2 separate regions of the Homo sapiens genome follow, and region 2 is linked to region 1. The links are chromatin loops, found by intact Hi-C in ENCODE. Cell type or tissue: GM12878. All regions are shown on one strand. Links, peaks and the distances in the headings refer to the core of each region. The heading gives the core; the rest is flanking DNA.

Region 1 (16,444 bases), core at 3,318-11,317:
GTTTAAAGTACTGCTTTGGGTCTCTTAATCAACTTTCCACAAAATAGTGAGTGTTTGTTCATTATTCGATATAAATTTAACATATGGTCTTCACATCTCAGATTTGGCTTTAGGCTACATTTTATTATATGAACTTAAAAACATTTTTTTGAGACTTCGTCTCACTCTGTCACCCAGACTGAAGTACAGTGGCATGAACACATTTCACTGCAGCCTCAACTTCTTGGACTCAAGGGATCTTCCTGCCTCAGCCTCCCATGCACCACCATGCTCAGCTAATTTTTTTATTTTTATTTTTTGTAGAGACAGGGTCTCATGATGTTGTCCAGGCTGGTCTCAAACTCCTGGCCTCAAGTGATACTCCCACCTCAGCTTCCCAAACTGCTGAGATTAAAGGCATAAGCCACCATGTAGTATGTAACAGACAGTTGTAATATTTGATTTTATTTTTTGAGATGGAGTCTCACTCTGTCATCCAGGCTGGAATGCAGTGGCATAATCTCAGCTTACTGCAAACCTTTCCCTCCCAGATTCAAGTTATTCTCCTGCCTCAGCCTCCCAGGTAGCTGGGATTACAGGCATGCACCACCACACCTGGCTATTTGTGTGTGTGTGTGTGTGTGTGTGTGTCTGTGTGTATTTTTAGTAGAGAAGAGGTTTCACAATGCTGGACAGGCTGGTCTTGAGCTCCTGACCTCAGGTGATCCACCTGCCTTGGCTTCCCAAAGTGCTGGTGAGAGGTGACATCGTGCTGGCAGCCCTCGCTCGCTCTTGGTGTCTGCTCGGCCTCGACGCCCACTCTGACCGTGCTTGAAGAGCCCTTCAGCCCGCCGCCGCACTGTGGGAGCCCCTCTCTGGGCTGGCCGAGGTCGGAGCCGGCTCCCTCTGCTTGCAGGAAGATGTGGAGGGAGAGGCGTGGGAGACGATCACGGGCCAGCGCGAGTTCCAGGTGGGTGTGGCCCCACACTCGGAGTGGCCGGCCAGCGCCACTGGCCCTGGGGCAGTGAGGAGCTTAGCACCCAGGCCAGCAGCTGCAGAGGGTGCGCTGGGTCCCCCAGCAGTGCTGGCCCGCCAGCACGGCACTCGAATTCTAGCCCGGCCTCAGCTGCCTCCCTGAGGGGCAGGGTTTGGGACCTGCAACCTGCCATGCCCAAGCCTCCCCAACGAACACTGTCCCCTCCTCCGTGGCACCTGGTCCCATCGCCCACCCAAGAGCTGAGGAGTGTGGGTGCACGGCCGGGACTGGCAGGCAGTTCCGCCTGTGGCCCCCTGCAGGATCCATTAGGTGAAGCCAGCTGGGCTCCTGAGTCTAGTAGGGACTTGGAGAACCTTTATGTCTAGCTAAGGGATTGTAGATACACCAATCAACACTCTGTGTCTAGGTCAAGGTTTGTAAATGCACCAATCAGCACTCTGTGTCTAGCTCAAGGTTTGTAAATGCACCACTCAGCACTCTCTATCTGGCTAAGCTGGTGGGGACTTGGAGAACCTGTATGTCTAGCTAAGGAATTGTAAATACACCAATCAGCACTCTGTGTCTAGCTCAAGGTTTGTAAATACACCAATCAGCACCCTGTGTCTAGCTGAAGGTTTGTAAATGCACCAATCAGTGCTCTGTGTCTAGCTAATCTAGTGGGGACTTGGAGAACTTTTGTGTCTAGCTCAGGGATTGTAAATGCACCAATCAGCTCTCTGTAAAACAGACCAATCAGCTCTCTGTAAAATGGACCAATCAGCAGGATGTGGGTGGGGTCAGATAAGAAAATAAAAGCAGGCTGCCTGAGCCAGCAGTGGCAATCTGCTTGGGTCCTCTTTAATAATGGGGAAGCTTTGTTCTTTTGTGTTTTGCAATAAATCTTGCTGCTGCTCACTCTTTGGGTCTGCACTGCTTTTATGAGCTGTAATACTCAACATGAATGTTTGCAGCTTCACTCCTAAGGCCAGTGACATCATGAACCAATGAACCCACCATGAGAAATGAACAACTTCGGATGCACTGCCTTAAGACCTGTAACACTCACTGAGAAGGTCTGCAGCTTCAGTTTTGAAGCCAGTGAGACCACAAATCCACCAGAGGAAACTCCGAACATGTCCGAACATCAGAAGGAACAAACTCCAAACACCCCATCTTTAAGAACTGTAACACTCATTGCAAGGGTCCATGGCTTCATTCTTGAAGTCAGTGATACCAAAAACCCACCAATTCTGGACACACTGGGATTACAGGTGTGAACCACTGTGTCCAGCCAGATAGTTGTAATATTTAATGTATGTACATGGGGCTGCCACTAGGCCTTAGAGCACCTTCGCACCTTTACACAAATTACAACGTGGTGGTTTTTTTTTTTTTTGGAGATAGGGTCTCATTCTGTCTCCCAGGCTGGACTACAGTGGTGCAATCATGTCTTACTGCTGCCTTGACCTCCCTGGAGTCAAGCAATCCTCTTACCTCAGCCCTCCAAGTAGCTGGCACATACCACCACACCTGGCTAATTTTTTTTAATGTTTTTTGTAGAGACAGGGTCACTATGTTTCCCAGGCTGGTCTTGAACTCCTGGCTTCAAGTGATCCACCTCAGCCTCCCAAAGTGCTGGCATTATAGGCATAAGCTCTGGATCTCTGCAAAAGTTATATTATGCCACAAAACCATACCAGCTCTGCCAGGCAGAACTTTCCAGCATTGTGGCACACACATGTACCCACACTCTCTCTCACTCATGCAGTCTCTGGGTCCTGGGGCACATAGCTGTTGGTGGCCAGAGACTCTATGATATCCCTGCCCCCAGGTGTTAGATTTGGAGTCCCACAGCTGCAGAAATTGGACTTCTAGGGCAGTGACCTGAAGCTTAATTTCCTTGTGTCCCTAGTTATCTTTGACTGTATGCTAGTCATTATATTTGAAAAATTATTTGTGGGAATAATTTAAGGGCCAAGATGAAGGTGATTTCCTCTGCAGAGAATTTGTGTTTGCATCTGCTAGGAGCTTGGGAGCACTGTCAGTCTTGGGCTACCCAAAGTCAAGGCTTGGGGGTTCCCTGGATTATCCAGGCAAATAGAGCCAGGCTGTAATTCTGGCAGGTTGGTCCACTTTTAGTTCACTGGGGAAAAGGGGATGTCCTGATAGGTTTCCCACCTAGGATAGCGCTGGGCTGTGATACAGATCCTTTCATTGAAAGAGGCCATTGGGCTGGATGCAGTGGTTCTCAGCACTTTGGGAGGCCAAAGCAGGAGGATTGCTTGAGGCCAGGAGATCAAGACCAGCCTGGGCAACATAGTGAGGCTTCTCTACAAAAAGAAAAGAAAAGAAGAAAGAGAGAGGAAGAAAGAAAGAGGGAGGGAGGCAGGGAAAAATACATCATCAGCAGAAGCTCAACCCTCCACCCTCCCCTAATGGGTGAAGGTTCCTGGAGAAAGAACAGCTTCTGGACTCCTCTCTCCTTTGCCTACAGAGTGATGCTGTCCCACCTTGTCAATTCTTTACAGAAGATGTTTTCAGTATTTTTTTTTTTTTTTTTTTTGAGACAGAGTCTCACTCTGTTGCCCATGCTGGAGTGCAGTGGTGTGATCTTGGCTCACTGCAACCTCTGCCTCCCGGGTTCAAGCAATTCTCTTGTCTCAGCCTCCCGAGTAGCTGAGATTACAGGTGCCCGCCACCACGCCTGGCTGATTTTTTGAATTTTTAGTAGAGATAAGGCTTCACCATGTTGTCCAGGCTGGTCTCGAACTCCTGACCTCAGGTGATCCACCCGCCTTGGCCTCCCAAAGTGCTGGGAATATAGGCATGAGCCACCATGCCTAGCCTGTTTTCAGTATTTTATTCAACTATTTAGTTGTTTTCAGCTGGAGGGTTGCTTGAGAGAGTTATACTCCTATTACCAGAAAAAGGAAGTCCTGTTGTTTTCATTTAATTTATCTGATTAGTGGTGAATCCTAGTGTCTTTTCTTATATTGGTAACAGTTCAAGCTTCCTCTTCTGTGAAATGACTACTCATTCCCTGTGACCTTTACTCTTACAGGCTCCTGGCTTTCTCTTGTTGATTTGCGGACATTCCTTAAATACTCTAGATATTAATTATGTGTTAGTTTTACACGTTATATCTTTTCCTAGTTTGTTATTCATCCAATACCTTTATGGTGTCTTATACTTAACAGGAATTCTTAATTGTGCTGCAGACAAGTTCAACATATTGTTCTCTAAAAAGGTTTGCAATTTGTCGATGTCTTCCTTAATAATTGTCATTCAGACAAAGCCAGTTTTTCCAGTGTCATTTGACCCGCATAAAGTAGAGGGACTCTGGTCTCCCTCTTTTGTTCACTGAGTCTGTATTTGCAGTCTAAGTCTGCAGAGGTGGTGACCTTATCATACTGCTGCTTCATTCATTAGCTTGCAATAAAAACCACAAGTCCCTCACATGTATTGCTGTTAAATCATCTACCCCCTCATCGTGTGCTTATGAAGCTAAGTTTTAGACAGAAAGGCAAAATACAGATCTCTATTATTCTTTATCTTCGTTCAGCCCACCATTCCAGGCTGCTAAGTTATTTTTGGACCCTGATTCTGTCATCCAGTACTTTGGCTGCCCCAGTTTTTCGCCACCTGAAACTTTGATAAATATGTCATCCATTTCCATGTCCAAGTAGCTGAGAAAAATGCTGAACATAAGACGACTAAGGCTGAAGCCCTGGCCCATGCCCCCAGAGTCCTCTTTCAGGCAGATATTGATTAATTAATGATAGCATTCCTCCAAAATGTATTGAGGAGCATCTAAATGGCTGGCCCTAGGCTAAGTGCTGGAAATACAAGGTAGCGAATGAAAGAATTCTCCACTCTTGAAGGGTTCACATTCTAGTGGAGGGGACAGAGGCAATTATATATATGTGATATAGGCCAGGCGATATGGCTCACACCTGTAATCCCAGCACTTTGGGAGGCTAAGGCGGGTGGATCACTTGAGTTCAGGCGTTCAAGACCAGCCTGGCCAACATGGTGAAACCCCGTCTCTACTAAAAATATAAAAATTAGCAAGGTGTGGTGGCACGCATCTGTAATGCCAGCTACTTGGGAGGCTGAGGCAGGAGAATCACTTGAACCTGGGAGGTGGAAGTTGCAGTGAGCCGAGATCTCGCCACTGCACTCTAGCCTGGGCAACAGAACAGGACTCTGTCCCCCATAAAAAAATTATACATAAGATATAAATTACAACTTACACTTGTGAGTGCTTTTTTTACAAACCACTCTTTCATGGATTCTCTCTCTCTCTTTTTTTTTTTTTTTTTTGAGACAAAGTCTTACTCTGTTGCCCAGGCTGGAGTGCAATGGCACGATCTCAGCTCACTGCAACCTCTGCCTCCCAGGTTCCAGTGATTCTCCCACCTCAGCCTCCCGAGTAACTGGGACTACGGGTGTGCACCACCATGCCTGAATAATTTTTTTGTATTTTTAATAGAGATATGGTTTCATGATGTTGGTCAGCCTGGTCTCGAATTCCTGACCTCAAGTGATGGAAGAGCGTTTTTTTGTTTGCGTGTTTGTTTGTTTTTAGAAACAGGGTTTTACTATATTGCCCAGACTGGTCTCAAACTGCTGGGTTCAAGTGATCCTCCCACCTCAGCCTCCCAAAGTGCTGGATTGCAGGCATTAGTCACCACACCTAGCATGAATCATTATTTGCTCAAATAAACTCTGCTAAATTTTATTGACTAAGGTTCTTCTTTAAATAATAAGTAGTAAGGGTACATGCATTTTATAAAAATTTTCCTTTTAGTTATCAATTATATGTATGTGTGCTGGCTTAGAATCTAAAATATCTTTCCTTTTTTTTTTTGAGACAGAGTCTCACTCTGTCACCCACACTGGAGTGCAGTGGCGCGATCTTGGCTCACTGCAATCTCTGTCTCCCAGGTTCAAGCAATTCTCCTGCCTCAGCCTCCTGAATAGCTGGGATTACAGGCGTTCAACACCACGCCCAGTTAGTTTTTGTATTTTTAGGAGAGATGGGTTTTCGCCATGTTGGCCAGGCTGGTCTTGAACTCCTGACCCCAGGTGATCTGCCTGCTTCGGCCTCCCAAAGTGCTGGGATTACAGACGTGAGCCACTGGGCCCTGTCTAAAATATATTTCTTACTGTGGGTCCTAGTCAAAAAAGTTTGAAAGCAGGCCCAGTTAGTTTTTGTATTTTTAGGAGAGATGGGTTTTCGCCATGTTGGCCAGGCTGGTCTTGAACTCCTGACCCCAGGTGATCTGCCTGCTTCGGCCTCCCAAAGTGCTGGGATTACAGACGTGAGCCACTGGGCCCTGTCTAAAATATATTTCTTACTGTGGGTCCTAGTCAAAAAAGTTTGAAAGCAGGCCAGGCACGGCTCACGCCTGTAATCCCAGCACTTTGGGAGGCCCAAGGTGGGTGGATTACCTGAGGTCAGGAGTTCAGGACCAGCCTGACCAACATGGTGAAACCCCATCTTTACTAAGTACAAAAAATTAGCTGGGTGTGGTGGCACATGCCTGTAATCCCAGTTATTTAGGAGGCTGAGGCAGGAGAATCGCCTGAACCCGGGAGGCGGAGGGTGCAGTGAGCCGAGATTGCACCATTGCACTCCAGCCTAGGCAACAGGAGCAAAATCTGTCTCAAAAACAAACAAAGAAACAAAGTTTGAAATTAACCGACATAGTGACTAAATTCGTACCCTTTTGAGTCAGCTGGAACTGGGCTCAGCTATGTGGCTTCGGGCAAGTAACTTAACTTCTTTTTTTTTGAGACAGAGTTTCGCTCTTGTTGCCCAGGCTGGAGTGCAAGGGCGCGACCTCGGCTCACCACAACCTCCGCTTCCGGGGTTCAAGTGATTCTCCTGCCTCAGCCTCCCGAGTAGCTGGGATTACAGGCATGTGCCACCATGCTTGGCTAATTTTTCTATTTTTAGTAGTGACGGGGTTTCTCCATGTTGGTCAGGCTAGTCTCAAACTCCCGACCTCAGGTGATCTGCCCGTCTCGGCCTCCCAAAGTGCTGGGATTACAGGTGTGGTAACAACTTCTCTGAGAGAATTTCCTCACCAATAAAACAAGATTGTAATATCCGTCTTCTTAGATTGTTATATGAGGATTAAATAAGTGCAAATTGCTTAGTTCGGCATCGGGAATGTAATATGTTCAGAAGATGTGGTTATTATTTTCTAGCTTTAAAGATACGCACACATGGCCTTGTTTCTTTCTCATTCCCAGCTCTATTAATTTCACTTCCTACTTTCTATTTTCAGCCATTTAGAGAAGCAAGTCTGCGACTCTCTAGCAATCCTGGATTTTATGGAAATTATCTCTCCCATCTCAGAGGGTTTCAAGGCCCATAAACCTGCTCCTCCCACAGCTTGCTGTCTGCAGTTCGGGGGCGGATGAACCACTCTGTGTCCCAGCCCACTCTCCGCTGTTGAGGATCAGCGTCCCGGGATCTTTGGTAATAGAGGATGCAGCTGAGGGTTTTGTTTTTAAAACTGGGCTCTCCTTCCTTTTCCTCTGAGGAAAGGAAACTTTTTTCCTGCCTCTCCTCCCAACATTGCAAGCTCTTCCTCGCTTTCTCTCACAGGTCTGCGCTCTCCTGCTAAGCCCAGGACGTTTCCTTCCCTTTTTCCCTGTGCCCCTGTTCCTTGGCCACAGGGTGGAGGTGAGCTCACGCCCCTGCCCCTCCGTTCCCTTCACCTCCATTCTGGCATGTTGCCCCCACTGTTCTCAGACTGGGGTGCTCGAGCAATCTGCCCTCCTGTGTTTTGGGGGCTGTCCAGCTGTAACCCCTTCCCTGGGTTGGGCTGCTTTACACTTGGGCTCCCACCAGGGTCCAGGAAGGGGTGGGGGCTTGGGGGTGGAGACTATGGACCCCACCTCCTCCTGGGAATGGGCACCTGGATGGCTGCTTTATGGCCATGTGAAAGCAGAGCAGGCATCACTCATTCCATCCTCATTCATTCCTTCACTCACAACAAGTGCTGCAGATACCCAAGATGACTAAGAAATGGCCCCTGCTTTCAAAAAGCTCAGTCTAGTCCCATGATGTCCTTAATCACACCCCCTCAAAAAAGTCGTATTAAGCAGTAGGTAAGGGGAAGTGACCTCTAAGAAGGATCTAACAGTGGAAATTACCTATCTTAACGACACAGGTAAATTCAACTTTGTAAAAGAGTTTATGGAGTGAGAAAAAGCATCAGAATCAAGTAAGTTTGAGGGATGAAGCCAAGTGTGCTTTTAGAAAAGTCTATTCACATTGCAAAGGTTTCTCTCCTTTCGACAGTGGCTCATGCCTATAATCCCAGCACTTTGGGAGGCCAAGGTGGGAGGATCACTTGAGTTCAAGAGTTCAAGACCAGCCTGGGCAACATAGGGAGAACCTGTCTCCATAAAAAGGTTTAAAAATCAGCCAGGTGTGGTGGCATGTGCTTGCAGTCCTATTAGGGAGGCTGAGGTGAGAGAATCACTTGAGCCCAGGAGTTCAAGGTTGCAGTGAGCTATGATGGTGTCACTGCACTCCAGCCTGGGTGACAAAACGAGACCCTGTCTCTAAAAAAAATAAAGTTTAAATTTAAATCTAAAAATAAGAGATTCCCTCCTTTTAAGTAGTCTAGAAACAGGAGCCATTCTTGTTTCTATTTTCTGGTTACATATTTAGTGTCCTGTGTCGGGAGGGTGGCAGGGTGCTGGAGCTCACTTCTAGGCCACACTGACCGTAACATTATACCATGAGACACCCACTGCTCACAGATGTGGTTATTTCCAGGACTCCACTTCTGGAAACAAGGCCCCAAGTGACTGGCTGTGGGACATTCTCCTCCCTCCAAAAGTGTGAAATAAACATCACTTAGAAAAAACTTTGCAATTGGTAAAACAGTAAGCAATGAAACAGACACTTCTCAAATATTCCAAGATGATACACGCTTTTCAGTGTGTATGATCCAATAAAGCCATTGGAGCTAGGCTTTAATAGTCAAAAAAGACTATTCAGTTAGATAGGAACTATTTGCCTATAACTATTGGCCAAAAATAGGTTAAAAAATTGTTTTAAATTTGTGCTTTACAAAACATGTGGACTTTTTTAGAAAATGTGTCAAATTTCAAAAGAAATATAGACATTATGGAAAGGTCAGTTAAGCACAGCCCTAATCCTGAAAACATAACTATGAAAGATACTAGCTGTTACTTGTAACCAAAAGGAAAAAAAAGATATTAGTAACCAATAATTAGCAAACAATGCCCATATATTTCCTTTTTTTTTTTTTTTTTTTGAGACAGGGGCTTACTCAGGCTGGATGTGATCATGGCTTACAGGAGCAGCCTTGACCTCCTGGGCTCAGGTGATCCTCCCACCTTAGCTTCATGAATAGCTGCAACCAGAGGCATGAGCCACCATGCCCAGCTAATTTTCTTATTTTCTATAGAGACGGGATTTTGCCATATTGCCCAGGCTGGTCTCGAACTCCTGGACTCAGGGGATCTACCCGCTTTGGCCTCCCAAAGTGCTGGGATTACAGGTATGAGCCACACACCTGGCCATATTTTCCATATTTTATTTATTTTTATTCTGAAACAAAATGTTTATTTAAGAAAGGCCATCCAGCCTGGCCAACATGGTGAAACCCCGTCTCTACTAAAAATACAAAAATTAGCCAGGCATAGTGGTACACGCCTATAGTTCCAGCTACTTGGGAGGCTGAGGTGGGAGAATTTCTTGAGCCCAGAAGACACAGGTTGCAGTGAGCTGAGATCGCACCACTGCACTCCAGCCTGGTAGACAGAGAAAGACTCTGTTAAAAAAAAAAAAAAAAAAAAAAAAAAAGTCAAACCAGAGCAGTCCAGGACATAGAAAGTGGGCCTCTCTGGTAATCCCATCTCTGGAAACAAACCTCAGAAACAGCTGAGGCCTGGTCCATCCTCTAGAGAAACGCCAGTGCAGAAACCCTCTCCCAGATGTGTGTGTAACATGGGTAAGACTGTGTGCTTCCATGGCCTTGTGCGGTGGCTCACGCCTGTAATCCTAGCACTTTGAGAGGCCGAGGCGGGCGGATCATGAGGTCAGGAGATCGAGACCATCCTGACTAACATGGTGAAACCCTGTCTCTACCAAAAAAAAAAAAAAAAAAAAAAAAGCCAGGTGTGGTGGCGGGCGCCTATAGTCCCAGCTCCTCGGGAGGCTGAGGCAGGAGAATGGTGTGAACTGGGAGGCAGAGCTTGCAGTGAGCTGAGATCGCGCCACTGGAGGCTGAGGCAGAAGAATGGTGTGAACCCGGGAGGCGGAGCTTGCAGTGAGCTGAGATTGCGCCACTGCACTCCACCTTGGGCAACAGAGCAAGACTCTGTCTCAAGAAAAAAAAAAAAAAAAAGACTGTGTGCTTCCATCAGATGGTTTCAAATACATCCGACTGCTGGGAGGACAGGATGGAATGAGGTGTATGGTCCTATGCTGCCACTGGGGACAGCATGCTGCCGGCCCCTGCGGCATTCCTTCAGCTGGAGTCCGCTGATAAAGGGAAGGAACAGGGAAGAGGAAGAGCTGGGAGGTGGCAAGTGATAGCTGTGGTGACAACAGAGGAGGCCCTTGTGGCAAACTTATCAGCAGAAGTCATCACAGGGAGGGGGGCAGGGTGGCACTCACTCATCCTCCGTTACTCCAGGTGAGCATCCGAGGGTCGGCCCTTCTCCATCCCCCGCAGTGTTATGGGCTAGGGGGAGGGCAGGGCAGGGCAGGGCCAGGTGCTGACAGCTCCTGCAGGCAGACAGCATCAGCCATCCTTCTAGGGCACGGGCAGAGAGGGATGTCAGACAGCAACCACTCAGAGGAAAGCCCTCTCCCAGGGACCCAGGCCTGAGATACAGATAACATTGACTATTTCTCCCCACCCTTCTCCTCCAATTCACCCAGTGTCAGCCATGCATTAGGCAGACAGGCTGGGCCAGTCCCTGTCATGGCAGAGCTGCCCTCCTAGGGCGATGATGGACACTGAACAAGTGAAATGGAAGAACAGGGGACCCAACTTATTTAGGGAGGTCTGTTTCAAGGAAAGCCTTTTTGCAAGCCAAATGTAAACTAAGTTTCAAATACATCCCCCTTCCCTGACCAACATCTCCCCCAAGGTACTATCCCTTTCCAATAAGTAACTTCATCCTGGCATCACTTGGAAACTTGGCATTCTGGCCAAGGCCTCCTTCCTAAGACCTTCCTTTTAGTTCTCTTTTGTTCAAGGCTGAGTTTACAGCTCACTGTTCCCAAAGCACACCAACTATTTGTGTGCCTGTTTAAGAAATCCTATGCAAAACAGCTAGGGTGGGCTTTTGCCATGGGGGCATCTGGGCAGTGGCTTTGATGCCAAGCCTGATGTGGGTGCCCCACATTTAGCTGGAAGACAGCCTCTCCTTTACCCTGGAAGCTTGGGACAGAGGTTGGGTTTAGCTACAGGAGGACAAGTTTCCTGTGGAAAAAGTGGGGGTGGCTGTAGGGAGGTCACACAGTTTGTTTTATGGAGAGCCACCTCAGCACTGCAGGCAACCCAGTTTCTGCAAGTCCCCAGTGCAGCCTTAAGGAACAGGCAGCTGTGCCATAGGTTTGAGTGTGCAGCAGCCAGCAGCCCCAGAGGGCAGCTCAGGCCATTGCAAGTTTGTTCTTTTCTACCTCCTGTCCTGCAGCCTTCGTGATGCTAGCCCCATCCTAGTCCCAACCAAGCTCATGTGTCCTTTAAGCACCTAGAGACCCAGAAGCAAGGCACATACTGCAATTGCTAATTCCAGAAAGGCTGTTACAAAAGCTGTGTAACAGGAGTACTGCAATACAAGTCCCCCCCCCCCTCCACCTGCTGCCTTCTGAGCAAAGGTGTGTGTGTGCAGCGAGGGGCATGTCTAGGAGGCCGCTTGAGTTGGGTAGGATTGGATCCTGGCTTCTACCAGGCAGGTGTAGCACAGCCTCATCCTCTGGCTCTAGACAGGCTTGCTGTCTGCATCCCTCCACCCTATTCTCTCCAGAGTCCACCACGTGTTCCTCCACTGACACCATGTCTAGTGGGTTGAAAGATCCTTCCACCACTAAAAGATATGTTCACTTCGCAAATCTGGAACCTAGGAACATGAACTAATTTGGAAAAAGGGTGTTTACAGACACAATTAAGAATCTGAAGATCATATCATATCTGAACGAGCCCTAAATTCAATGACAAGTGTCACGAGAGACACACAGAGGAGAGACACAGACAGAGGAGATGGCCAGGTGAAGACAGAGGCAGAGGATGGAGTTCTGCAGCCACAAACCAAGGACCACCTGGAGCCACCAGAAACTGGAAGAGGCAAAGGAATCTCCCCTCAAGCATTTGGAGCGCAGCCTGCTGGCACCTTAACTTTGAACTTCCAGCCTCCAGAACCATGAGAGAATATAGTTCTGTTGTTTTAAGCCACCCAGTTTGTGGCCATTGGTTACAGCAGCCCTAGGAGACCAATGGAGTCCCTTTGACCAATCCGGTGGCAAATTCCCAAGCCTGCCCTTACCCACCCACTGGCAGAACTTGGAGGCGATGGCCATCCCAGCCCTCCTGAGACCCTTCCTTCACACTGCTCTGCCGACTCCACAGGGCGTCGTCACAACTTCCATGCTGGATCTGTCACTTCCCTCTTAAGTGTTAGGGTCTGCAGCTCAACCTTCGTGGGTCCCCTCGAAATCATCTAGTTTGTGGCTCTAGACACCATATGCATTCTGACACTCCTGAATTTACCTCTGGCAGGAAGGTGGCACAGAGCAGGGGCTCAACAACTATTTAGAGAAAGAGTGACTCTTTTCACATAAATCACCATTTTAGGTGTACTTACCATATTACTTCCAAAGCATGTGCCGGCCGGGCACATTGGCTCATGCCTGTAATCCCAGCATTTTGAGAGACCGAGGCGGGTGGATCACCTGAAGTCAGGAGTTCGAGACCAGCCTGACCAACATCGTGAAACCTGTCTCTACTAAAAATACAAAAATTAGCTGGGCATGGTGGCGGGTACCTGTAATCCCAGCTACTCCTGAGGCTGAGGAAGGAGAATCGCTTGAACCTGGAAGGTGGAAGTTGCAGTGAGCCGAGATTGCACCACTGCACTCCAGCCTGGGCGACAGAGCAAGACTGTCTCAAAAACAAACAAACAAACAAACAAATGCATGTGCAGATACATTATTTTGCTTCTCATAGAAGCCCCATGCTTTTGAGAGACGGGGGGCTAGTCCTTCAGCTATTTCATGGCAGAACTCAGGTCTCTGGACCGTCCATGTGTCTCCTGCTAGACCCCCCTGATAAGGCGGGCAGCCCTGCAGGTTCTGCTACACTAACCTTGCTCCTGTGAGATTTCTCTGCAGGAGCCCCCATCTAGTGTGACTCCTCCCCTCAAACCTCTAGAACAGGCGTTGGCAAAGTACACCCCTTGGCCAAACCTGAGTGGCCACTTGTTTTGGAAAAAAAGCTTCACTGAGGCCAGATGCGGTGGCTCACGCCTGTAATCCCAGCACTTTGGGAGGCTGAGTCGGGCAGATTCCTTGAGCTCAGGAGTTCGAGACCAGCCTGGGTGACATGGTGAAACCCTGTCTCTACTAAAAATACAAAAATTAGCTGGGCGGGGTGGCTGGTGCCTATAGTCCGAGCTACCCAGGAAGCTGAGGTGGGAGGATCACATGAGTCTGGGAGGTTGAGGCTGCAGTGAACCATGATGGCGCCACTGTACTCCAGCCTGGGCGACAAAGTGAGACCCTGTCTCAAAAAAAAAAAAAAAAAAAAAAAAAGAAAAGAAAAGAAAAGAAAGAAAGAAAGAAAAAAACAAGAAGAAAGCTAAGCTTTACCGGAACTCAACCATGCCCATTTGCACACATGCTATCTGTGGCCATCTTTGTGCTCCCAGTACAGCTAAGCAGTTACAGCAGAGACCACACGGCCCCCAAAGCCTAAACAGATTTACTCTCTGGTCCTTTACAAAAACAGCTTGCCAAGCCCTTCTCTGGAATGAATTAGCTACAAGTGAAGGCTTTTCTCTCTGTGGTTTGTTTGTACCATCTCTCTCCTACATGAATTCTAGGGTAGAGTAAGGTGTGATCTTTTTTCTGCTTTCCCACTCATTACACTCATGGGATTTGAAACTGTGTGAATTCTACTATGTTAATGAAGGTCCCCATGATTATCCACAGCCTTTCTTCCCTCCTCCCTCCCAGTCAATGTCTCTCCCCAGAGTGGAGTCTGATGATTTATAAGGCTGGTATTCCTTGTCCAGCCACACTGATGGCATTCCCAGGCTTCTCTCTTATGTGGACTCTGATGGGCCATGAGATTCTAGTTATGTCTGAACACTTGTCCACACCTCTGGCATTCTTTCTTTCTTATTTATTTATTTATTTTTTGAGACGCAGTCTCGCTCTGTCACCCAGGCTGGAGTGCAGTGGCATGATGACAGTTCACTGCAACCTCCACCTCCCAGGTTCAAGCAATTCTCCTGCCTCAGCCTCCTGAGTAGCTGGGATTACAGGCGTGTGACACCAAGCCCAGCTAATTTTTTTGTATTTTAGTAGAGACGGGGTTTCACCATGTTAGCCAGGCTGGTCTTGAACTCCTGACCTCAAGTGATCCACCCACCTCGGCCTCCCAAAGTGTTGGGATTACAGGCGTGAGCCGCGGCACCTGGCCTTTTTTTTTTTTTTTTTTTTTTTTTTGGAGACAGAGTCTTGCTCTGTCACCCAGACTGGAGTGCAATGGCACGATCTCGGCTCACCGCAACCTCTGCCTTCCGGGGTCAAGTGATTCTCCTGCCTCAGCCTCCCAAGTAGCTGGGATTACAGGAATGCGCCACCACGCCTGGCTAATTTCGTCTTTTTGGTAGAGACGAGGTTTCTCCATGTTGGTCAGGCTAGTCTCAAACTCCTGACCTCAGGTGATCCGTCCGCCTTGGCCTCTCAAAGTGCTGGGATTGCAGGCGTGTGCCACTGTGCCTGGTTGACCTCTGGCATTCTTAAGGCTCCTTCCTTAGCTGGGCATGGTGGTGTGTACCTGTAGTCCCAGCTACTCAGTAGGCTGAGGTGGGAGGATGACTTGAGCCCAGGAAGTCAAGACTGCAGTGAGCTGTGATTGCACAACTGCACTCCAGCCTGGTCGACAGAGTTACACTGTCTCAAAAAATAAAAATGTAAAGGCTTCTTCCCAAAATGAAAACTCTGACAATGACGTGAGGCTGATCCCTGAAGGCCTCCCCACCTGTAAAAGGCTTTTCCCCTTGTGTGAATGCACTGATGAGCCAGGACTTGGGAGCTCTCCCTAAAGGCTTTGCCACTCAGGTACACTGATGGCGTCCCTCCAGTTCTGCAGTATAACACACACAAAAGCTCTTCCACACCTCCTGCACATATATGGCTCATTGGAGCCTGAACTCTCTGGCGTGCAGTGAGGTGTGATCCCTCTCTGAAATCATTCCTGCATTCTTTACATCCTAGACAGCTTCCAAAGTCTCCAGAGTGGACCGCCTGATCAACAACAATGGCCTTCTGAGAGAAGGTGCCTGCGCTCCATTCTCACACGTGCTCTGTGGTGGGAGGAAAGGGCCTCATCATCTGCTAGGCTCTTCCATGTGGGCTACATCTGTGGAGGCTTTCCACACACTCCTGGGCCTTCTCTGCAGCGGACGGCCACGTCGTCACACAGTGATGTTCCTGCGCTCACTGCAGGTGTGGGTTTTCCCTGGAGCAGTGCACGGCTGTGGGAGAACTTGTGGCTGTTCTTCAGGGCTTCTTCACACGTCTTTACTCTGCAAACAGCAAGATGTGACTTCCTACTAGATCCCTTACTGCACTCACCACACTTGAAGGATCCTTTTCTTCTAAGATCTCTTGTGATTTCTTGGGATTCATGCGATTCTACAAATTTGGATCTCTGGAGCCTGGCGTTTGGTGTCCTCCCAGTGGACTCAATGCTCAATACTCCGTGTCCTTGGAAATGCCCATCTTTAAAGTTGACCCCACCTTCTCAGTTCTGCTCTCACCACCTGGCAAGGAAAAACACAACATGACCTGATCCCCATTCTGCACAAAAATCAACTTGAGAAGAACAGAGTACTCCGGCTGGACGAAGTGGCTCAAGCCTGTAATCTCAGCACTTGGGAGGCTGAGGTGAGCAGATCACTTGAGCCCAGGAGTTCGAGACCAGCCTGGCTAACATGGTGAAACCCCATCTCTACAAAAAATTAAAAAAAAAAAATCAGCTGTGCATGGTGGCACATGTCTGTAGTGCCAGCTACCTGGGAGGCTGAGGTGGGAGAATCACCTGAGCCTGGGAAGTTGAGGTTGCAGTGAGCAGTGTTGCCTGGGCAACAGAGTGAAACCCTATCTCAAAATAAATTTAAAAAAATTTTTTTTCAAAGAACAGAATAATCAAGTACAGCAAAAAGAGGACAGTTATGGTATGGCACTTATCTTCACAA
Region 2 (14,496 bases), core at 1-8,000, 48 kb after region 1:
CCTCCTGAGTAGCTGGGACTACAGGCGTGTGCCACTATTCCTGGCTAATTTTTGTATTTTTAATAGAGATGTGGTTTCACCATGTTGCCCAGGCTGGTCTCGAACTCCTGACCTCAAGAGATCCACCCACCTTGAGCTCCCAAAGTGCTGGGATTACAGGCCTGAGCCACTGCGCCCGGCCAAAATGTGTATTCTTACAAAAGTTAAGGCCTGGAAGGTGGCTCAGCCCTATAATCTCAGCACTTTGGGAGGCGGAGGTGGGAGAATCTTTTGAGCCCAGGAGTTCAAGATCAGCCCTGGCAACAGAGTGAGACCTCATCTCCAAAAAAATTGAAAAAAATTAGCTGGGCATGATGGCACTCGCCTGTAATCCCAGCTACCTGGAAGGCTGAGGCAGGAGAATTGCTTAAATCCGGGAGGCAGAGATGGCAGTGAGCCAAAATTGCAGCATTGCACTCCAGCCTGGGTGACACAGCCAGACTCTGTCTCAAAAAAAAAAAAAAAAAGAGAGACAGTGTCTTACTCTGTCACCCAGGCTGGAGTACAGTGGCACAATCACAGCTCACTGCAGCCTCAACCTCCTGGGCTCAAGCCTTCCCCCCACCTCAACCTGAGGAGTAGTTGGGACTGCAGTCGCGCACCACACATGCCTGGCTAATTTTTGTATTTTCTGTAGAGACAGAGTTTCATGATGTTACCTAGGCTGATCTCGAACTCCTGAGCTCCACTGATCCTCCCACCTCAGCCTCCCAAAGTGCTGGGATTACAGGCTTGCACCACTGCCCCTAGCCTAAATTAATCTTCAATTAATGTTGTAAGCTTAAAAACAGATCTTCTTATGTTTTTAAGTTTAACTTCCATATCCTGATATTCTATTTAGAAATCTTGCAGGTTTTGGATAAAAGTAAGAGTAATAACTTGTTCTTTGATTAATACACAATTAGCCCATGGGCTTGACATATTTAATTTGCTTGAACATTACTCATAGCATTTACAAACTTAGTTAATTAAATTCTCTTAAATATTTAAACTACATTTACAAATTTAATATACTTGATTTTTTTCCCAACCACTTCCAATTCCTCAGGGTAGATTTACAAGTCAAACAAGAAGGAAGTATTCAGCATGTAAATAATTCTCATAAACCTAATAATTCAGACTCTTAAATGTGGCAAGTCAAGTTATCTTGAAGATTCCAGCCCGGGGATAGTGGCTCATGCTTGTAATCCCAGCACTTTGGGAGGCCCAGGCAGGCAGATGACGAGGTCAAGAAATCGAGACCATCCTGGCCAACATGGTGAAACCCTGTCTCTACTAAAAATACAAAAATTAGCTGGGCGTGGTGGTGCGCACCTGTAGTCCCAGCTACTCGAGAGGCTGAAGCAGGAGAATCACTTGAACCCAGGAGGCAGAGATTGCAGTGAGCTGAGATCACGCCACTGCACACCAGCCTGCGACAGAGCAAGACTCCGTCTCAAAAAAACAAAACAAACCAAACACACACACAGAATATCTCAGTCTTCCAAAATCTCTTTTCTAACCTTTACATTAAAAAAGTAACATTATGGGCCGGGCACGGTGGCTAATGCCTGTAATCCCAACACTTTGGGAGGCCAAGGCGGGTGGATCACGAGGTCACAAGTTTAAGACCAGCCTGGCCAAGATGGTGAAACCCCATCTCTACTAAAAATAAAAAAATTAGCTGGGCGCAATGGCAGGCACCTGTAATCCCAGCTACTCGGGAGGCTGAGGCAGGAGAATCGCTCGAACCCGGTAAGCAGAGGTTGCAGTGAGCCGAGACCTCGCCATTGCACTCGAGCCTGGGCAACAAAGCGAGACTCTGTCTCAAAAGAAAAAAAAAAGTAACATTATGCTGGGCTCAGGGCTGTGTGCCTGTAGTCCCAGCTTAAAAAAAAGAAAAAAATCTTGTGTTTTTTTTTATTTGATCATTTCTATTTTCCTTCCCAAAGTAATAAAGTACTTTTAGTTCATATTTTTCTTGCCATAATTCTACAATGGTCTTATTGATTTGCCCCTACAACTAAAAAGAAGTCTGATAATTACCTAAATGAATTTTAAAGTTACCTTTTTTCTTTCCTTAGAGACAGGGTCTCCTTTTGCTGCCTAGGCTGGAGCGCTGTGACAGGATCATAGCTCACTGTAACCTTGAACTCCTGGGCTGAAGGGGTTCCTCCCACCTCAGCCTCCCAAGTAGCTAGTACTACAGGCGTGCACCATCATGCTCGGCTAAGTAAAAAAAAATTTTTTTGTAAAGATGGGGTCTCACTGTGTTGCCAAGGCTGGTCTCAAACTCCCAGCCTAAAGGGATCCTCCTACCTCGGCCTCCCAAAGTGCTGGGATTATAGGTGTGATCCACTGACCTCAGCCTAGTTTACATTTAGAAATTTACATTTCTAAAAAAAAAAAAAAATCTCAGAGTCTCTTCTTAGAAAGTGGGAGAAGGGGCCAGGCGTGGTGTCTCATGCCTGTAATCCCAGCACTTTGGGAGGTCAAGGCGGGCAATTCACCTGAGGTCAGGTGTTCGAGACCAGCTTGGTCCAACATGGTGAAACCCCGTCTCTACTAAAAATACAAAAATTAGCCGGGCATAGTGGCATGCACCTGTAATCCCAGCTCTTCAGGAGGCTGAAGCAAGATAATTGCTTGAACCTGGGAGGCAGATGTTGCAGTGAGCCAAGATAGTGTCACTGCACTCCAGCCTGGGCAACAGAGCAAGACTCCATCTCAAAAAAAAAAAAAAGAAAGTGGGAGAAGGGAGGCGTTTTTTGTTTTTGTTTTTGTTTTTAAGTAGTGCAGTGTCACAGTCTCAGCTCACTGCAACCTCTGCCTCCTGGGTTCAAGCGATTCTTTCTCCTGCCTCAGCCTCCAGAGTAGCTGGGATTACAGGCGTCTGCCACCACACCCAGCTAATTTTTGTGTATTTAGTAGAGATGGGGTTTCTCCATGTTGACCAGGCTGGTCTCAAATTCCTGACCTCAAGTGATCCACCCATCTTGACCTCCCAAAGTGCTGGGATTACAGGCGTGAGCCGCTGCGCCCAGCTGGGAAGGGAGGCATATCTGAGAGGGAGTATCGTGAAAAGGAAGAAAAATGTCTTCAAAAAGACACCCTCTCCTTGCTCTTGTTTTGCTCTTGTTGCCCAGGCTGGAGTGCAATGGTGCGATCTCGGCTCAGCGCAACCTCCGCCTCCCGGGTTCAAGCAATTCTCCTGCCTCAGCCTCCCAAATAGCTGGGATTACAGGCATGTGCCACCACGCCCTGCTAATTTTGTATTTTTAGTAGAGATGGGGTTTCTCCACGTTGGTCATGCTGGTCTTGAACTCCCGACCTCAGGTGATTTGCCTGCCTTGACCTCTTAAAGTGCTGGGATTACAGGCCACCATGCCAGTCCTGTTTCCTGTTTTCAAAAATAGAAATAGTATGTACAACTGTCTCTTTTGTTTAAAGGATATGTTAAGGAGTATAAGAAAAACTTAAATAATCATTTATTTACGCAGATTTTATTTATTTATTTATGTTTTTGAAATATAGCCTCAGCCAGGTGCGGTGGCTTACACCTGTAATCCCAGCACTTTGGGAGGCCGAGGCGGGCGGATCACGAGGTCAGGAGTTTGAGACCAGCCCGGCCAACATGGTGAAACCCTGTCTCTACTAAAAATACAAAAATTAGCTGGGCATGTTGGGGGGCTTCTGTAATCCCAGCTACTTGGGAGGCTGAGGCAGGAGAATTGCTTGAAACCAGAAAGTGGAGGTTGCAGTGAGCTCAGATTGCTGCCACTGCACTCCAGCCTGGGCAACACAAGAGAAACTCTGCCTCAAAAAAAAAAAAAGAAAGAAAGAAAGTCTCACTTTGTCATCCAGGCTAGAGTGCAGTGGTACTGCAGTGGTGCAACCTCCGCCTCCTGGACTCAAGCAATCCTCCTACCTCAGCCTCCTGAGTAGCTAGGAATACAGGTATGTGCCACCATGCCTGGCTAATTTGTGTGTGTGTGTGTGTGTGTGTGTGTGTGTGTATGTGTATATATATATATATATATATATATATATATATATATGTATATATTTGTCATACATATATATTTGGTAGAGACATGGGTTTCACCATGTTGGCCAGGCTGGTCTGGAACTCCTGACCTCAAGTGACCTGCCCACCTCAGCTTCCCAAAGTGCTGGGCTTATAGGCGTGAGCCACCATGCCCGGCCCATTATTTTTATTTATTTTTTATTTTTATTAATTTTTTTTTCTGACTCTGCTCAGAAAGAATGCTAGCAGGTTTGATGCCAGCAGATGATTAAACAAGTGCTTTCGTGTTTGCACTTGTTTGCACTTCCTCTCCTGCTTGCGTGCAATTGTCATGAAAACATGCTCAGTCTAACCTGAGTCATATCTGGGCCAGCTAGCTGGAGGGATGTGAGAGAGACACATGGAGGGAACCCCAGCTGTGCAGGGGAGGCCATCCTATACCAGCCAGGTCCCAGGGAGTCCTCAATCACCTGATTAAAGATGCATGAGTGCAGCCAGGCATGGTGGCTCACGCCTGTAATCCCAGCACTTTGGGAGGCCAAGGAGGGCGGATCACCCGAGGTCGGGAGTTCAAGACCAGCCGACCAACATGGGGAAACCCTGTCTCTACTAAAAATACAAAATTAGCCAGGTGTGGTGGCGCATGCCTGTAATCCCAGCTACTCGGGAGGCTGAGGCAGGAGAATCCCTTAAACCCAGGAGATGGAGTTTGCAGTGAGCCGAGATCGCACCATTGCACTGCAGCCTGGGCAACAAGAGCAAAACTCTGTCTCAAAAAAAAAGAAAGAAAGAAAGAAAAAAGATGCATGAACAAGCCCAGTCAGCGGAACTGCTCAGTTGACATTGGCTGGAAGAAATCATAAATGGTTTTATGACCACTGTAATTGCCCACCTGGGTTCTTCCTGCCTGCTGCCCAGAAAAGCCAAACACGGAGAACACCAGGAATTGCAGTAGAGAAAGTTTAATCACAGGGCCAACCAGGCTGAAGGATGGAAGATGTTTATCAAATCTGCTTCCCTGAGAATTTGGAATCCAGGGATTTTTAAGGATAGTTTGGTGGGCAGGGGGCTAGGGAATGGGAAATGCTGATTGGTTGGGTTGGGAATGAAATCGTAGGGGGATGAAGCTGTCTTCTTATGCTGAATCAATTCCTATAGGGGTCAGAAACCTACTGTGTCAGTTTATTGGTAAAGGTTACTGGTTTGGGCAGTGTCAGCTGGTCCATCAGAATGCAGGGTCTGAAAAATACCTCAAGCACTAGTCCTAGGATTTACAATAGTAATGTTATCCATAGGAGCAATTGAGAAAGTTACAAACCTTGTAACCTCTAGCTGCATGACTCCCAAACCATAATTCTAACCTTGTGCCCATTTTTTTTTTTACAAAGGCAGTTTCAAGCCTGGGCAACATGATGAAACCTGTCTCTACAAAATATACAAAAATTAGCCAGGCATCATGGCACCTGGGACCTGTGGTCCCAGCTACTGGGGAGGCTGAGACAGGAGGACCGCTTGAGCCTCAGAGGTGGAGGTTGCAGTGAGCTGAGATAATGCCACTGAAACTCCAGCCTGGGTGACAGAACAAGACCCTGTCTCAAAAACAACATCAGTGGCTGGGCGTGGTGGCTTACACCTGTAATCCCAGCACTTCGGGAGGCCGAGGTGGGCAAATCGCCTGTGCTCAAGAGTTTAAGACCACCCTGAGCAACATGGGGAAACCCTGTCTCTACTAAAACACAAAATATTAGTCAGGCATGGTGGAGGCACATGCCTGTAATCCCAGCTACTCGGGAGGCTGAGGTAGGAGAATCATTTGAACCCAGGTTGCGGTGAGCCGAGATCGCACCATTGCACACTCCAGCCTGGTCAACAAGAGCAAAACTCCCGCCAGGCATGGTGGCTTATGCCTGTAATCCCAGCACTTTGGGAGGCCGAGGTGGGCAGATCACAAGGTCAGGAGATCAAGACCATCCTGGCTAACACGGTGAAACCCTGTCTCTACTAAAAATACAAAAATTAGCCGGGCATGGTGGTGGCCGCCTGTAGTCCCAGTTACTTGGAGAGACTGAGGCAAGAGAATGGCGTGAAGCCGGGAGGCGGAGTGCAGTGATCCGAGACCATGCCACTGCACTCCAGCCTGGGTGACAGAGCGAGAGTCCGTCTCAAAAAAAGAAAGAAAGAAAGAAAGAAAATATACCAAACGAACTTGTAGATTTGAGCAAAGAAATCTCCAGTCAGAATGTTGAAAGTGTCCATTGGCTTTTACCATCTGTGTTTGATAAAGTTTTCTTTCTTTTTTTTTTTTTGACACAGAGTCTTGCTCTCTTGCCAGGGCTGGAGTGCAATGGCACGATCTAGGCTCAACCTCCGCCTCCCGGGTTCAAGTGATTCTCCTGCCTCAGCCTCCTGAGTATCTGGGATTACAGGTGCATGTCACAACGCCCAGCTAATTTTTGTATTTTTTTTAGTAAAGATGGGGTTTCCCCATGTTGGCCAGGCTGGTCTTGAACTCCTGACCTCAGGTGATCCACCTGCCTGGGCCTCCCAAAGTGTTGGGATTACAGGCGTGAGCCACCATGCCCAGCCCTTGATAACGTTTTCTAAGCTGGATCCATGGCTCATGTCTGTAATCCCAACACTTGTGGAGGCCAAGGCAGGAGGATCCTTTGAGGCTAGGAGTTCGAAACTAGTCTGGCCCATGTAGACAGATCTCATCTGTACAAAAAAAATTTTAAAATTAGCCAGGCATGCTGGCAGGTTCCTGTGGTTACAGGTACTCCGGAGGCTGAGGTGGGAGGATTACTTGAGCCTAGGAGGTCAAGGCTGCAGTGAACCATGATCGTGCCTCTGTACTCCAGCCTGGGTGACCCCATCTCAAAAAATTTTTTTACAAGAGGTGAGCTAAAGAGATGAACTAGTCAATTTGCAAGCTGAATTCAGAGGAAATGTGGAGGGTGCAGCATTTTCTGGGTTGGAAAAACAAAATTACTTCCCTGCTGGGCCTGGTCATTCACACCTGTAATCCCAGCACTTTGGGAGGCTGAGACAGGCAGATCACTTGAGGTCCGGAGTTCCAGACCAGCCTGGTCAACATGATGAAACCCCGTCTCTACTAAAAATACAAAAATTAGCTGGGTGTGGTAGCATGCCCCTGTAGTCCCAGCTACTCAGAAGGCTGAGGCAGGAGAATCACTTGAACCTGGGAAGTAGAGGTTACGGTGAGCTGAGATCTCACCACCGTACTCCAGCCTGGGTGACAGAGCAAGACTGTCTCAAGAGAAAATTTATTTCTCATTTCTAGCCTCTTAGCCCAGTAAAGAAATGCACTCTAGGGCATGGCTGAAGACTGTTAAATTCTCTGGGAATATCAAGACAGTGCCTAGTAGACCCTCTGACAAAAGGACATCTGTGAATTTTAAAAGCATGACTCCCACAGCACCCTCACACAGTTAGTTGATACCTAGTTAGTGGAGACTTAAGTCAACAAAGAAACATATCTCGAGAAAATTTGGGGTGTGGTTCTTGATGCATAAGGTGGACTCTAATCATACAGATATACTCAAAACTCCAAAGTTTTTAAGGATATTGCACCCACAACCGCACTGCTAATCTAGACACAAAGGGGCTGAGACTGTTCAAACTGTACAAAGACCTCTGGGTTGCCTGCTTTCCATCAGGAGGAAGGAAGCTGAGAAAGCATCTCAGCCACCATCAAAGCCTGCCTCGGCCGGGCGAGGTGGCTCACGCCTGTAATCCCAGCACTTTGGAAGGCCAAGGGGGGTGGATCACCTGAGGTCAGGAGTTCGAGACCAGCCTGACCAACATGGTGAAAATACTAAAAATACAAAATTAGCTGGGCGTGGTGGTAGGCGCCTGTAATCTCAGCTACTCGGGAGGCTGAGGCAGGAGAATCGCTTGAACCTGGGAGATGGAGGTTGCAGTGAGCTGAGATTGTGCCATTGCACTCCAGCCTGGGTGACAAAGCAAGATTCCATCTCAAAAACAAAAAAAAGAAAGTACCACATCTAGGCCTGATATAGATCACAAGATCCTGGACTTTCACCCTAATGTCAGGATTGGATGAGTCTTTTGGGGGTCCTGCAATGGGGAATGAGCATATTTTGCATATAGAAAAAACATAAGTAATCGTGTCTAGAGAGGCCAGGTGTGGTGGCTCATGCCTGTAATCCCAGCACTTTGCAGGATGGAGGCAGAAGGATCGCTTGAGGCCAGGAGTTTGAGACCAGCCTGGGCAACATTTTGTAGAGACCTTGTCTCTACAAAAGATTTAAATAAAAAATTAGCTGGGCGTGGTGGCACGCACTTGTGGTCCCAGCTACTCAGGTGGCTAAAGTGGAAGGATCACTTGAACGCAGGAGTTCGAGGCTGCAGTAAGCTGTGATACCTTCGCGGCACTCCAGCGTCCGCAACAGAGTGAGACCCTGTCTCGGAAAAAAAAAAAAATCCTGTGGCCAGAGGGCAGACTGTGGTATATTGATTGCATTAATGGCTCCGAGTCTTCACCCCTCCCTGTCTCCACACCCTTTGCCGTGTGAATTTGCAATTTCTTCCTTTTTTTTTTTTTTTTTTTTCCGAGATGGAGTCTCGCTCTGTCACCCAGGCTGGAGCGCAGTGGTGCGATCTTGGCTCACTGCAAGCTCCGCCTCCCGGGTTCACGCCATTCTTCTGCCCCAGCGTCTCCGAGTAGCTGGGACTACAGGCGCCCGCCACCACGCCCGGCTAATTTTTTGTATTTTTGGTAGAGACGGGGTTTCACCGTGGTCTAGATCTCCTGACCTTGTGATCTGCCCGCCTCGGCCTCCCAAAGTGCTGGGATTACAAGCGTGAGCCACCGCGCCCGGCAATTTCTTTCATAATAGAAGTAGAGTCTATTTCCCCACCTTCTTGAAGAATCTGAGCTTAGCCATGTGACTTGCTTTAGCCATTACGATGTTAGCTGACTTGACACAAGTAGAGGTTTGAAAAACTGGCCGGACGCAGTGGTTCACGCCTGTAATCCCAGCACTTTGGGAGGCTGAGGCGGGCGGATTACCTGAGTTCGGGAGTTGGAGACCAGCCTGACCAACAAGGAGAAACCCCATCTCTACTAAAAATACAAAACAATTAGCTGGGCATGGTGGCGCATGCCTGTAATCCCAGCAACTCCGGAGGCTGAGGCAGAAGAATCATTTGAACCCTGAAGGCCGAGGTTGCGGTGAGCCGAGATCGCGCCATTGCACTCCAGCCTGGGCAACAAGAGCGAAACTCCGTCTCAAAAAAAGAAAAAGAAAAACCACCTGTGTGTTTCTGCTTCTTCTCTTGCTCCTCGGTGATCACCATGAGAACACACCCAGAACATTCCCAGGTTGACCTGCTGAAGGGACATGAATGACACATGGAAGAAAGCTGACTTGTTTCAGCTGAGGCTATCCTAGACAACCCTCAGCTGACTACAAAGTTTTTTTTCAGACGGTGTCTTTTTTTTTTTTTTTTTTTTTTTTTTTTTGAGACAGGGTCTCACTCCATTGCCCAGGCTGGAGTGCAGGGGCTGGATCACAACTCACTACAGCCTCAACCTCCCACGCTCACTCAAGTGAGGCTTCCACCTCAGCCTCCCAAGTAGCTTGGATTAGGAGCCACCACCCTGCACAGCTAAACTTCAATTTCTTTATCTGCTAAATGGGCATACTGCAAAAACTTGTGAAAATTAAATAAGATAAAGTAGATAAACAGTATAGTGCAGTAGCAGGCACACATAGTACAAACTCAACAAAGTCCCTAGCTATTTTCTTTTTCTTTTCTTTTTTTCTGAAACAGGGTCTTACTCTGTCACCCAGGCTGGAGTGCAGTGGTGTGATTATGACTCACTTCAACCTCTGCTTCCTGGGCTCAAGCAATCCTCCCACCTCCACCTCTTGAGTAGCTGGGACCTCAGGCACGTGCCACCACACCGTGCTAATTTTATTTATTTATTTATTTATTTATTTATTTATTTATGTTTTGAGATGGAGCCTCACTCTGTCACCCAGACTGGAGCGCAGTGGTGCGATCTCAGCTCACCACAACCTCCGCCTCCCAGGTTCAAGCGATTCTCCTGCCTCAGCCTCCTGAGTAGCTGGGATTACAGGCGCATGCCACCGTGCCTGGCTAATTGTGTGTGTGTGTGTGTGTATTTTTAGTAGAGATGGGGTTTCGCCATGTTGACCAGGCTGGTCTTGAACTCCTGATCTCAGGTGATACACCTGCCTCAGCCTCCCAAAGTGCTGGGATTACAGGCTTGAGCCACTGCACCCGGCTATTTTTGTATGTTTTTTAAGAGACAGGGTCTCCCTATGTTGCCCAGGCTGGTCTAGAACTCCTGGGCTCAAGCCATTCACCCACCTCAGCCTCCCAAAGTGCTGAGATTATAGGTGTGAGCCACCGCACCCAGACTTTTTTCTTTCTTTCTTTCTTTCTTTTTTTTTCTGTAGAGACAGGGTTCCCTATGTTGCCCAGGCTGGTCTCTCAGGTGATCAGCCCACCTCAGCCTCCCAAAGTGCTGGAAATACAGGCATGAACCACCATGCCCAGTCCCTATTTTCTTTTCTTTCTTTTTTTTTCTTTTTTGAGATGGAGTCTCACTCTGTTGCCCAGGCTAGAGTGCAATGGTGCCATCTTGGCTCACTGCAACCTCCGCTTCCCGGGTTCAAGCAATTCTCCTGCCTCAGCCTCCCAAGTAGCTGGGATTACAGGTGCACACCACCACGCCCGGGTAATTTTTGTATTTTTAGTGGAGACGGGGTTTCACCTTGTTGGTCAAGCTGGTCTGAAACTCCTGACCTCAGGTGATCCACCTACCTCGGCCTCCCAAAGTGCTGGGATTACAGGTGTGAGCCACCGCGCCCAGCCTATTTTCTTTATATTAAAATATTTTTGGCTGGGCATGGTGGCCTGCACTTGTTATCCCAGTACTTTGGGAGGCTGAGGTGGGAGGATTGCTTGAGTATAGGAGGTCAAGACCAGCCTGGCCAACATCAGGAGACCCCATCTCTATAAAAAATTTAACCAGCCAGGTGAGGTGGCTCAAGCCTGTAATCCCAGCACTTTGGGAGGCCGAGATGTGTGGACCACGAGGGCAGGAGTTTGAGACCAGCCTGGCCAACATGGTGAAACCCCCGTCTCTACTAAAAATACAAAAATTAGCTGGGCGTGGTGGCGGGCACCTGTAATCCCAGCTACTCAGGAGACTAAGGCAGGAGAATTGCTTTAACCTGGGAGGCAGAGGTTTCGGTAAGACAAGACTGCACCATTGCATGCCAGTCTGGGTGACAGAGAGAGACTCCATCTAAAAAAAAAAAAAAAAAATAGCATGCCACCACCCATGGTTAAATTTTTTTTTCACAAAGGCGGTAAGTGGCAAAGCTTGGATTTGCACCCAAATATTTGGTGTCTTTAACCACTTGGATGTCAGATTACAGCAACTAGAAGCCATTTCTTTCTTTTCTTTCTTTTTTTTTTTTTTTGAGACAGAGTTTCACTCTTGTTGCCCAGGCTGGAGTGCAATGGTGTGATGTGATCTTGGCTCACCGCAATCTCTGCCTCCCAGGTTCAAGCGATTCTCCTGCCTCAGACTCCCGAGTAGCTGGGATTACAGGCATTCACCACCATGTCCGGATAATTTTTGTATTTTTAGTAAAGACAGAGGTTTCACCATGTCGGTCAGGCTGGTCTCGAACTCCTGACCTCATGATCTACCCCCCTCGGCCTCCCAAAATTCTGGGATTACAGGCGTGAGCCACCACGCCTGGCTGCTAATTTTTGCCCCACTAATTTTTGCCTCAGGAGGCTGAGGCAGGAGGATTGCTTAAGCCCAGGAGGTCAAGGCTGCAGTGAGCCTTGATTGCACTCCAGCCTTGGCGATAGAGAAAGACCCTGTCTCCAAAAAAATAATACTAATAATAATTGCTGGGTGCGGGGGCTCACGTGGCCTGTAATCCCTGCACTTTGGGAGGCTGAGGCGGGCAGATCACCTGAGGTTGGGAGATCGAGACCAGCCTGACCAACATGGAGAAACCCTGTCTCTACTAAAAATACAAAATTAGCTGGGTGTGGTGGTGCATGCCTGTAATGCCAGCTACTCGGGAGGCTGAGGCAGGAGAATCGCTTGAACCCGGGAAGTGGAGTTTGGAGTGAGCCAAGATTGTGCCATTGCACTCCAGCCTATGCAACAAGAGCAAACTCTGTCAAAAACAAAAACACACACAACAGATACACTCAGAGATTGTGCCCTCAAGTCATATACTGCACATGACAAGTACAAATACCGGAGCTAAATCCTAATACTCTCCCCATTCTATTTGAGTTTGTTTATTGAGGCTTCAAGGCACTCAATAAATGTTTGCTGAATGAATGAAAGAAAGCCAGAATTCTCATTTGATTTCATATTAGAGGAATTGGCCCTAAAACTATTTAAGAGGCAGACTTGAACTTATACACAGGTCCCACAACTTAAGCCATGTCAAAGGACAACATTATAACAAATTTAGCTTAAAGATCTCAGTTGGCATTATTTTCGATTCTAGAATCAGGCAACACTTCATTCCGTAAAATAGAATAAATGTTCCATGAGCTCAGCAGAAGATGTTGCCTTTTTTTTTTGAGATGGAGTCTTACTCTGTCACCCAGGCCAGAGTGCAGTGGCGTGATCTCGGTTCACTGCAACCTCTGTCTCCTGGGTTCAAGCGAAGTTCAGGCGACTCTCCTGCCTCAGCCTCCTAAGTAGCTGGAATTATAGGTGTGTGCCACCATGTCCAGCTAATTTTTGTATTTTTAGTAGAGACGGGGTTTCACCATGTTGGCCAGGCTGGTCTCGAACTCCTGACCTCGGGTGATCCACCCACCTTGGCCTCCCTAAGTGTTGGGATTACAGGCGTGAGCCACCGCACCTGGACTGAAGTTGGTTTTATAAACACAGAAGAGCTGAAGAAAGCAGAAGTAAGGAAGAATGTATTAAGTTACTTTTCAAAGTTTTTTTTTTCTTTCTTTTTTTTTTTGAGATGGAGTTTCGCTCCAGGCTTTGTTGCCCAGGCTGGAGTGCAATGGCACAGTCTTGGCTCACCGCAACCTCCGCCTCCCGGGTTCAAGCGATTCTCCTGCCTCAGCCTCCCGCATAGCTGGGATTACAGGCATGCGCTACTACGCCCAGCTAATTTTGTATTTTTAGTAGAGACAGGGTTTCTCCATGTTGGTCAGGCTGGTCTTAAACTCCCAACCTCAGGTGATCCGTTCACCTTGGCTTCCCAAAGTGCTGGGATTACAGGCGTCAGCCACCACGCCTGGCCTTCTTTTTCTTTTTCTTAGAGACAGGGTCTTGCTTTGTTGCCCAGTCTGGTCTCAAACTCCTGACCTCAAGCAATCCTCCTACCTCAGCCTCCCAAAGTGCTGGGATTATAGGTGTGAGGCACCACCCAGACTTCAAAGTTATTTTTTTCTTGTAAGGTGGGGGAAAGGGACGCAAAACAATTGGAAAAACAACTGATTAGTTAACATCGGGTCTCTTCAGGTTCTTTAAGCCTTTTTTTTGTTTAAGGATTAAAACAGAACTTCATTATCATGTGGTTAAAGATTTAAACTGATCTTTTTGAGAAATTGGCTGTTATCTCTCTCTCCTTATTTTTCAGAATGTCGGATAACAACTTAGTTTAGCATGGGTGACTCCATCTTGAGTTTTAGTTCTATCTGTTTTGACCTAGTGCAGTCCCGTCCCTCCCTCCTTCCCTCCCTCCCTCCCTCCCTCCCTTCCTTCTCTCCCTCTCTCTCTCCCTCCCTTCCTTCCCCCGTTCCTCCCTCCCTCGCTCCCTTCCACCATTTGTCTCATTCTGTCGCCCAGGCTGGAGTGCAGTGGCACAATCACGGCTCATTGCAGCCTTGAACTCCTGGGCTCAAGCCTTCCTCCCCCTCAGTCCTAGCTAGGACTATAGGCGTGTGCCACCATGTGTGACTAATGTTTTTTTTTTTTTTTTTTTTGGTAGACAAGGGGGGGTCTCACTGTGTTGCCTAGGCTGATGGCTTTCTATAATTTTTATTTAATAAATGAAATGCTGTTTCCAACTCAACAAGGCCATTAACTGGCCAATGAGTGGATCAGATCCCAAGGGCCATTGGTGGTGAGAAGGGGAGAGACTGACCCACAGGGAATTATCATTGGATGTTAAGAAATGGGAAAGCACATTGAAACAGAAAGGAGATGAGTCAGAGGAGACATTCCAGGGGAGAAGCAGATCCTGTAAAATGTCCTGTGGGTTGAGAGGAGGAGAGAGGTGGAAGGAGCTCGGGAGAGCCCAGAGTGGTGCCTGGACCATCCGGCTGTAGCAAAGGCAAGAGTCAGAAAAAAGTCTGGAAAGCCACTGAGAAGGCCTTGAGTGCCTGCCTGAACATGATGAGTTTGTTCAAGGAAATGGTTTATGTGTCCC

The links. A loop is a pair of places that touch in the nucleus more often than their neighbours do. Peaks named below come from ENCODE experiments on the same cell type or tissue, not always from the same donor. Only the 100,000 strongest peaks of a DNase experiment are listed, where the experiment ranks them.
Region 2: a loop joins it to region 1, with 2.8 times the contacts of the local background. A loop is called at or near these places in 2 of 110 quality-filtered maps.

Annotation. Positions count from the first base shown.
Region 1 is chr6:33,501,813-33,518,256 of GRCh38, forward strand. It overlaps LOC107986537 (a long non-coding RNA gene), which reads right to left. Exons shown (of 3, transcript XR_001743876.1): 3 at 15,116-16,009. Among named protein-coding and RNA genes, the nearest start is that of ZBTB9, 55 kb to the left of the region's middle. In GM12878, for the core only: no CTCF peak of the experiment used is centred there; DNase peaks (open chromatin) are centred at 6,689 and 7,119; H3K4me3 peaks cover 576 bases; H3K27ac peaks cover 1,088 bases.
Region 2 is chr6:33,552,655-33,567,150 of GRCh38, forward strand. No RefSeq gene overlaps it. Among named protein-coding and RNA genes, the nearest start is that of BAK1, 20 kb to the right of the region's middle. RefSeq lists an enhancer at 9,830-9,999. In GM12878, for the core only: no CTCF peak of the experiment used is centred there; a DNase peak (open chromatin) is centred at 4,417; H3K27ac peaks cover 669 bases.